2 separate regions of the Homo sapiens genome follow, and region 1 is linked to region 2. The links are chromatin loops, found by intact Hi-C in ENCODE. Cell type or tissue: dorsolateral prefrontal cortex. All regions are shown on one strand. Region 1 overlaps REPS2 (RALBP1 associated Eps domain containing 2). Region 2 holds the start of REPS2 (RALBP1 associated Eps domain containing 2).

Region 1 (5,000 bases), 74 kb before region 2:
CCACGCCCGGCTAATTTTTGTATTTCTAGTAGAGACAGGGTTTTGCCATGTTGGCCAGGCTGCTCTTGAACTCCTGACCTCTTGTGATCCACCCGCCTTGGCCTCCCAAAGTGCTGGGATTACAGGCGTGAGCCACCGTGCCCAGCCTCAAGTGTTCCTATAATAAATTTCTTTACCTTATAGAAGACACTATGTTGAACATAATTTGACTTCTCTGCATGATTCAGTATCTTTGCTGGAAGTATGAGCTATACCTTGATGCCTGCAGGGTACACCAATGTGTAGACTATTTACTTCTTCTGGATCTGCCCACTCTTCTGAGATTTTATACTGTTGTCTCCACCAATCATCATCTGACCATTGCAATTAGTGGTCTAATTTTAAAAGCCTATCCTCCCTGTTCTGGTTCCAAACCTGCTAAATGGGTAATGGCAGCATTTCCCAAGATAGTATTCCAAATATGTTCCCCAAGAAAGAATTTCCTGGTGAAAGAAGTTTAGTAAACACACATTTCCAGGTCTCTTCACTGCAGAACTTCTCAGGGCTTTTACCGTGCTAATGTGCACTACGAATTTCCAAGACTGAGGATTTAGTCCTTCCCTCAACAAGGGAATATGAAGCAGCATTCTCCAAACACATTTATTATAATAGGAGAAACCTTTTCTACAGACTTCTTTTTGGAGAAGAGAACCTATTAAAAACTCCTGGAAGTTACATTTCCAAGAATCCATTTAGAAAACCACTGAGCTAGTGAAATCAATAAATGTATTAAATCGGTAGCCTTATTTTAGACACAATTCTACTTTAAAGTAGGCTCTAAAGGGCCCTTAAGTGGGTGGTGGTGATTCATATGTGTCGGTCTCTCTTTCTTGCTAGGAGAAAACTTTACTGGCTCACTTCCAAGTCTGTAATTGGGTTCCAGATGGTGAGATTTGCTGGAAGCTGAACAGTAGATACGAGGCCCTGCTACATGCGGTTTCATGGTCAGAATCAAATGAACACATCTGAACAAACTGTTTACCTGTTTATCCTCATCGTCCATTCTTTTGAAGGAATTTTTTTCTGTAGTTAAATATGGAATCTGAACCTTAGTTCCATGCAGCTCAGCTGGGTTCCCAAATCGTATCTCACCATCATTCTTTGACATCATAAAGCGAGGCAGAGGCAATTCTTTGGGACCAGAAATCAGAGAAGCTCTAGTCAGACTTAATTTAAAAACTGCAAAAAAGGGGAACTCAATGGCCAAACGATGAATCATTTTTGAGGAAAAATTCCAGAGCACTAAATATAAATTTAGATTTAGATACAATGAGTACTCCTATAATAACGTCCTGATTTTTAAAATGCTATGGTTTAACCAAAGTATTCTGGCTTAACATTTTTCAATGTTGCCAAATCGCAGAATAAATTCAGATTTGGGACTGATCTCCCATTTCATCCTTCAATAACCAAGAAAAAGGATATGACACTGTATAATACAATAATAAGTGACAAATGGTGGCAGGTAAAATTCATATAATGCTTAAATATGCCAGGCACAGTATTAAAGATTTGCAAATATTAACTCATTTAATCCTCACAACAACTCTGTATGATAAAACTATCATTACCACCCCCTCATTGCAAAAGTAGAAACAGTCATAAAGGAGCTAAGTAATGTCCCCAGGATCACACAACTCATCTGTGGCAGAGCCACGGTTTGAATGCAGGCAAGCTGGTACTTTACCAGTGCTCTACAGAATGGTCCCTTGTTCCTATGGCAAACTTAGTGGGTAGAACAGTTTCTCATCCTATGTAATTCTTTAAGGAATTTTCACATCCAATCTCTGGTTGTCTTTTCATAATGGAATAAGGAAAACAATATCAAGTCAGAGCAATCAATCTATCATTCAGCCACATTCTTCTGTCAAAACCATTAGCCACTCAAAATGCTACAAAGAGTTGAAAAGCAACGGTCTGGTATATTTACTCATCTTTCAAAATTCTAACAAAACTATTCTGAAAGCGGAAATGATACTTTGGCACACTTCTAGTTCTCAGCACATCAAATCACACACAATCACGTAGCACAAAACCCTACAAAAATGGGGACATTATGGATTATGCATAATGATTTGCATCTGTATCCATTGTTCAGGATAATACTCATCAGTGTGCCTTTGCACTTCCATCAGCTCTCTATTCCAAAAACACAGCTGCACTTTCAATGACTGATGCTGTGCTAAGGCCAGAAAACATCTTAGCAACAGCAAGCAAGTATCCTAGAGTTCCCCAGGCAAAGAAGGCCCCTGGTTCTCTAACATCCACATGATGTTTACTTTTAGTTGCTATGTTCACATTTGATTCAAAGCAGCAGGCGGCCGGGCGCAGTGGCTCACTTACGCCTATAATTCCAGCACTTTGGGAGGCGGAGGCGGGTGGACCTCCTGAGGTCAGGAGTTCGAAACTAACCTGGCCAACATGGTAAAACCCCGTCTCTACACAAAAATACCAAAAATTAGCCAGGCGTGGCGTCAGGCGCCTGTAATCCCAGCTACTCAGGAGGCTGAGGCAGGAGAATTGCTTAAACCCAGGAGGCGGAGGTTGCAGTGAGCCAAGATCATGCCATTGCACTCCAGCCTGGGCAACAAGAGCAAAATTCTGTACCAGAAAAAAAAAAAAGAAGCAGGCAATATGACAAATCCCTGTGTGATCAATCAGCCAAGGGCCCAAGAGACATAAATAGAGTAACCAATCTTAATGTTTCCCAATCTCGGGCAGCTCTCCAGCACTCAAAGCAGGAATGGGCTTCAAAAGCAAAAAAGCAAGAGAAAAGAAACTCTAGATTCTTAGTAAATCAAATATAAGCTAACTCTATGGTTTTGGTCTCAGGTATGTGCTCCAGCTCAGTCAGGAAAAAGGATCTAAAAAGATGAAACAAGATCACATAAAATAATTTGCACCCTGATCTACCCATAAGAGGATGACTCTACTTCCAAGTACTTCTTGAGGGAGAAAAGAAATAAATGCTCAGTATTTATAAGCTCCCTGACCAGTGCCTTACTGGCATTCAACAGATACCTCCAAGGAACAATGGAATACACTAACTGAATTATGAATATCAATTATTATATTAGGACTTAAGTAGGGCTCCCAGATATTGTCTAGGACATTGTCACTTCACACATTCTTCCACCCTGTCTATGGCATTTCTTTAGAGCTATGTGCCTAGAAAACCACCTCTCTCCCCCAGACAGCCACCAAACAGCAAAAGACAAAATACAGCTGAAGTTCTCTCATACTTTCTTTGGTCAGGTGGTTCCAAGCAACTCTCACTTAACAGAAGTATAACCATACATAATAATATTCTTATCATGGAAAACTTTCATGAAGGTGCCATTTCCCTTAAACTGATGCAAGCTTTTAAAAAGTGAAAGGTAAAAGTAGTTTGTAAATTTTCAGTCTGAATGTTTTTTTTGGTTTTTGTTTTTTTGAGACAAGGTCTGTCTCTCAGACTGAAGTGCAGTGGCACTAACATAGCTCATTGCAGCCTTGAACTCCCAGACTCAACTGATCCTCCTGCCTCAGCCTCCCAAGTAGCTGGGACTCCAGGTGCTTGCCACCATGCTGGCTAATTTCTTTTTTTATTTTTCGTAAAGATGGGGTCTTGCTATATTGCCCAGACAGGTCTCAAATTCCTGAGCTCAAGCGATCCTCCCGTCTTGGCCTCCTAAAGTGCTGGGATTACAGGCATGAGTCACCATACTCAACTGAATGTTTTTCCTAGTCACACATACACAAAATTTAATAGTGAAACTTTGAAAAAATTAATCAATAAAGTACCTGCTATACAATGATGTCTGTCAAGAAGAAGGTCTATTTGTAGTCATTGGTTAGAATCTTGTCTCCCAAACTGAATTGAATTACACACAGCAAACAAAGTAAGAGTTCACACTAAATGTTTAGAGGGTCTGAGGAGACAATGAGAGTGGCCATCCAAGATGACAATTTGCTTCATTGTTGTTTCATCTTAGGTTACATTCTTTGAACACAGAAATGCTTTGTATATTAAACATAAATGACTATTTTTCCCTTCCACAAAGAAAATTATGCCTGCTCCTTTTTAAACACTTGACCCTCTACAAGAGAGAAAAATCCTTTGTTTTTCCATATTTGATAGAGATACAGATATATTAGGAATACTTTAGGCTGGGAGTGGTGGCTCATGCCTGTAATCCCAGCACTTTGGGAGGCCGAGGTGGGAGGATCACTTGAGCCCAGCAGTTTGAGACCAGCCTGGACAACACAGTAAGACCCCTTCTCTTAAAAAAATAAAAATAAAAAATCAGCTGGGCATGGTGGCATATGCCTGTAGTCCCAGCTACTCAGGAGGCTGAGGCAGGAAGATCGCTTGAGTCTGAGAGTTCAAGGCTGCATCATGCCACTGCACTCCAGCCTGGGTGACAGTGAAACCCTGTCACTCAAAAAAGAAAAAAAAATACCTCAATTTCCTCAATCCATTAGAAAAAATGTAAACAGCATAAATGCAATAATAAATGGCAAGTGACATTGAGCCTCATTAGCTAGACAATATGGAGTGGAGGGTGCTGGGCAGAGAACTCATGTTCCATCAAAATGGCAGCAGCTGTTCACAGTCTTTCAATGTTATCTGCCAAAAAAGAATGTGAGCCACATTAAAAAAAAAAAAAAAGAAAGAAAGAAAGAAGTGAAACAAGCTGGTCACAAAAAGACAGGTACTGTGTGGTTTCACTTATATGAGGCATCAAGAGTAGCCAAACTCATAGAACCAGAAAGTAGATGGGCAGGCCAGGTGCAGTGGCTCACACTTGTAATCCCAGCACTTTGGGAGGCTGAGGTGGGCAGATCACTTGAGGCCAGGAGTTCAAGACTAGCCTGGCCAACATGACAAAACCCCATCTCTACTAAAAATACAAAAATTAGCTGGGTGTAGTGGTGCATGCGCCTGTAATCCCAGCTACTCGGGAGGCTGAGGCACAAGA
Region 2 (5,000 bases):
ATACCTGTTGGGGCACTTAAATCTCAACTTACAGGTTCCTGTTTAACAGAGAAAGGGTAAAAACATCTACGTTTGTTTTAAAGAATGGCTAATACACTGATGGGGTAATGCAAATTAAAGTGGATGGAGCATACACACACCACCACCACCACCACCACCACCACCACCACCAAAGTGATGGGTGAAAATTAGGTGTCTGCTGGTTGCTGACTTTGTTTGACTCTCTTAGGATCACATGTCCAGGATGCCTTCAATGTTCATTTTCACCTGTACCAAGAATATTGAGTTATGGTAATTTTGTTGGATTAAAGGTGGATGATGTGTTTTGCTTTGCTAGGCTGAATAAGGGAGCTTCGAGCTCTGAGAGATTTACTCCAAGCAATCTCGCAGGGATGTCCCCTTTTGCCAGTATCTGAAGCAGTCTTTTGCAAGCAGATTTCAACTGGACATCAAAAATATAATCTCATTCACGCACAGCCACTGTGCCTTGGGTCCTTTTAAAACTATATGTACCTCAAGAAAGCATGGGTTCTAACATCAGGAAATCCTTCTTCCCAATTCCTAAAGAGGCATCAACCAACATATTCAGATTTACTATGCCCACCTCCTCTTATCCGATGCATTACTGACAACAAAATAAGCCTTAATAGGTACCCAGCTGTCACTTACTTGCTGCATAGCCTCAGTCAATTATTCCTCTTTCAGCTGGGAAGCAGCTACAGCACTGAATAAATGTATTATGCTCGGGACTATTCTGAGGGCCTCATGTAATAGCCACGGTTTGTGTTTTAAGACACTGACTTTCTCTTTACCTGATCCAGCTCAACTACTCATCAGCAATGGCAGAACTGTCTACATATCAAGGACTTCTTTAGGGATAAACAGCCATGCTAAGTTCTGTGAATACTAGTTACAGTTTCAGAAATCCCAAATTCAAAAGGGTGAAAGATTACAAAGTGTCTAAAGTTATGCTCACAAACATATAGCAGTAAAAACACTCCAGCAGTATAAAACGCAGTCTTAAGCAATTTTTTTAAAAATACGTATGAACACAATGACATTGCAAGTGAACCATAAAACCCTCAGTTCTCCTTTGAAACTAGATTTTAAAATACCACTCGCCACTCTAAATATTCCATTGGTGTTAATAACATTCATACTATTGCTTTTAGGAAAAGCTTCATTTCACGTTTTGAACCTGATATTAACAGTCTTATCACCATGAAGTGCTGGTGACATGAAATGACAGACAAAGGCTTATCAAGTAGTCTTTCTCCAAGCTCCAAGGAAAGCACAAAACAAAAACAGCGTCTGGTATGTATCATCCCCTAGTACTTTTCCAAGTATAGAACAGCCAAAAGGTGGTAGCTATGACATCCCTTACCTTTCAATTCTATTTCAAGTCCAAGTAATGATAGATGGGAAACTACAGCTGTTTCCCATGGTGGACTTCTGAAGTCCACCTCTAATCTCAAATGGGAAATTTGGTTTTGACTTGACAAACGTCCTCTTGCAGTCCCGTGTCCCTGTTCTGCAACTTGTCATTAAGGTTTTCGATTTAATATTAATATTTAGAAATATGTTATGGGCAATTACATATAGTAGATACTTATATATTACAACTACATAGAGAGGACAACATTCAGCCCTGGGCCTCGAACCCTACGGACACACACACCCTTCAAGTTGAAATCCCAGCAAGGCACCCTGAGAACCCACTCAGGAGAGGGAGGGGCAGGAGCAGCGAGCAGAGGTTAAACCAGGCAGCAGCCAAAACAAACACCACTTCCAGAACAGGACAAACTTTGGGTCTGGGCGGCTGCAGAACCCCAGAAATGGCCGGGGGAGGGGAGAGAGTGTCAGACTGTCTCAGGGAAGGAAGATGGGGAGAGCGCACCCAGCACTGGGCGAGGAGCTGAGCTGCGAAGGAGGCTGGTGTCCCCCGGGGACAAGGGCGTCGCCGCCATCCCCGGCTGCAGAGTCCTCTCTCTCAGAACTGGCCGAGGCCTCCGGGTCCCTGGGGGCAGCCCTGTCGCCCCACTCGCAACCTCCGCCCCCGCACACACTGCCCCACAGACCCGCAGGGACAGGAGGCGGAGGGACCCACCTGGTGCAGCGTCTCGGCGGGCAGCTGCGATGCCCGAAACAGGTCAGCCACGGGGCCGGCGGCCGCAGTGGCCGTGCCGGGGGCGACTCTGGCGGCCTCGGGGGGCCCAGACCCGGGGCCCCCGCCCGCGGCGCCGGCACAGCGCGCGAAGAGCTCGGAGTAGCACTGCTGCTCGCCCTCGCTCAGCAGCAGCGGCGGCGGCCCGGAGCCACAGCCCCCGCCCGCCGCTGCCGCTGCCGCTGCCGCCGCCGCCGCCGCCGCTGCCGCCTCCATGGGGCCAGCAAGGGGGCGCGGCGGAGCCCTGTCCCTAGCTGGGGTGCTGCTGCGTCCGCCACAGCCACCGCCTCCTCGGCCTCAGCTGCCGCCGCCGCCGCCGCCGCCACCACCGCCGCCGCCACCACCACCCCCACGCCCCGCAGCTGCCGCGCGGCCGCTTCCTCCCGGCGCGCGCCGGCCCCACCCCCGGGCTTGAATGTTGTGCCTCAGCTGCGCGGCACATGGAGACAGGCGCGGCGCGGCCCAATCACAGCCTGAGATGTCACCCCGGCCCCGCCCCCGCCTCCCGCTTGCCCCGCCCAGCGCCAGGTAACTAACCCAGCGCGCCGCACGCCCTCCGCCCGTCACAGGCTCCGGTGCCCAGGAAGGCGGGCCCCGTGCCTTTCCAAGCCTACCCTGCAAGGGAGCGGAGCCTTTGGCCATCCGCCCTGGTTGGGAAGGGGGCATCTAGACCCAACTGGAGAGAAGCTCTTTTCGGGGAGCGGGGAAGGTTGTGTTGTTTTCTTGCTAGAAGGCTGGGGCAGGTGTGGTGCCCACACCACGCCATGCCCTTTCCAGAAAGGGACAAGGCATGGGAAATTAGGTTTCCTTTCTTCCATAGCAGTACTGCTTATGTCCTAAAGAGCCGGAAGACGCAGACGTCTGTACAAACAGGGTCCCACTGACCCCAGAGTGTTCAGGGTGGTATTGGAGTTAGGCCCCCTCGTCAGACATGGCTCAAACCAGGAGTTGAGACTTTATAAGGAATAACATCGGTTACTCGTAAATACTAGAGTAGTAAGAGTACAAAAAGACCCATTTTGCAGATCATTTCGTCCAAACCCTGCTTTTACAGATGAGGAAACTGCCATGTTCACCTTCATTCCTCCAAAACCAGTTGAATATCTCGTATGTAGCAGATTTATATGCTAGGGCCTGAAAATACAAACCTCAGTAACAGAGGATCCTCACTCTCCAAAGGAAGCACTTATTTTAGTAGTAAAACAGGCATTTTTTTTAGTACAAAACTTGTTCAAGCTCACACCAAAAATCAATGCGAAACCCCACATTTTTCCACCCCGGTCCATGTCCTCCTCTCTCTCTCCATTCCTCCCTATCCTAAAGCATACACACTATATTTTTCAAATGTGCTTGCTTCCCCCTGGCTAGTACTCTAACCACTTTTTTTTTTTTTTTTTTTTTTTGAGAAGGAGTTTCGCTCTTGTTGCCCAGGCTGTAGTTCAATGGCACAGTCTTGGCTCACTGCAACCTCCACCTCCCGGGTTCGAGCGATTATCCTGCCTCAGCCTCCCGAGTAGCTGGAATTACAGGCGCCTGCCACCACTCCTGGCTAATTTTTGTATTTTTAGTAGAGACGGGGTTTCACCATGTTTGTCAGGCTGGTCTCGAACTCCTGACCTCAGGTGATCCACCCCACCCCCACCCCCCCACCTCGGCCTCCCAAAGTGCTGGGATTACAGGCTTGAGCCACCACGCCTGGCCCTCTAGCCGCTTTTAAAAGAAAGTCCAGGCCGGGCGCGGTGGGTCATGCCTGTAATCCCAGCACTTTGGGAGGCCAAGGCAGGCAGATCACTTGAGTCCTGGAGTTCGAGACCAGCCTGGCCAACGTGGTGAAATCCCATCTCTACTAAAAATACAAAAACTAGCTGGGCCATGGTGGTGAGTGCCTGCAGTCCCAGCTACTTGGGAGGCTGAGGCAGGAGAATCACTTGAACCCAAGAGACAGAGGTTGCAGTGAGCCAAGATCACACCACTGCACTCCAGCCTGGGCAACAGAGCAAGACTCTGTCTCAAAGAGAGAGAGAGAAAGAGAGACCAGAAAAGAAGCCACTGGAAAAAAAGTCTGTCCCACCATTGCACTGGAAGTTCCAGCATCAGGCCCACATATCTGCATCTCTTTTCCAAAAATTCTCTTTTTAAATGTCATTTTTCCTGGGAAGACCTGCAGAAATATATGCATGAAGCCTCACTGGGAAACAATAACCCAAAAGAAAACATCAGTCTAGGGTTAAGCACTAATAAAAAATATATTTTACTACAAAGAAAACTACAAAACATTGATTTAAAAAATTGAAGAGGACACAAAAACATGGAAAGGCATCCCATGCTCATGGATTGGAAGAATTAATATTATTAAAATGACCATACTACCCAAAGAAATCTACAGATTCACTGTGATCCCTATCAAAATACCAATGACATTGTTCACAAAAATAGAAAAAACAATCCTAAAAATTGTATAAAACCACAAAAGACCCTGAATAGCCAAAGCAATCCTGAGCAAAAAGAACAAAGCTGGAGGCATCACACTACCTGACTTCAAAATATACTACAAAGCTATAGTAACCAAAACAGCATGGTACTGACATGAAAAGAGACACATAAACCAATAGAACAGACTGGAGAACCCAGAAATAAACCCACACATTTACAGCCAACTGACTTCCAACAAACCACCAAGGAAATACATTGGGAAAGGACAGTCTTTCCAATAAATGGTGCTGGGAAAACCAGATATCCATATGCAGAAGAATAAAACTAGACCTTTATGTCTCTCTCACCTATACAAAAATCAACTGAAGATGTATTAAAGACTTAATCATAAGACCTAAAACTG

The links. A loop is a pair of places that touch in the nucleus more often than their neighbours do. Peaks named below come from ENCODE experiments on the same cell type or tissue, not always from the same donor. Only the 100,000 strongest peaks of a DNase experiment are listed, where the experiment ranks them.
Region 1: a loop joins it to region 2, with 4 times the contacts of the local background. A loop is called at or near these places in 6 of 110 quality-filtered maps.

Annotation. Positions count from the first base shown.
Region 1 is chrX:17,018,293-17,023,292 of GRCh38, reverse strand. REPS2 (RALBP1 associated Eps domain containing 2) reads right to left here. Exons shown (of 18, transcript NM_004726.3): 3 at 1,022-1,170. Among named protein-coding and RNA genes, the nearest start is that of REPS2, 74 kb to the right of the region's middle. RefSeq lists a silencer at 981-1,181. In dorsolateral prefrontal cortex, no CTCF peak of the experiment used is centred here; a DNase peak (open chromatin) is centred at 2,342; H3K27ac peaks cover 4,480 bases; H3K27me3 peaks cover 2,500 bases.
Region 2 is chrX:16,944,242-16,949,241 of GRCh38, reverse strand. REPS2 (RALBP1 associated Eps domain containing 2) reads right to left here and starts at 2,584. Exons shown (of 18, transcript NM_004726.3): 1 at 2,108-2,584. The coding sequence starts at 2,380. In dorsolateral prefrontal cortex, no CTCF peak of the experiment used is centred here; a DNase peak (open chromatin) is centred at 2,621; H3K4me3 peaks cover 2,822 bases; H3K27ac peaks cover 2,535 bases; H3K27me3 peaks cover 2,328 bases.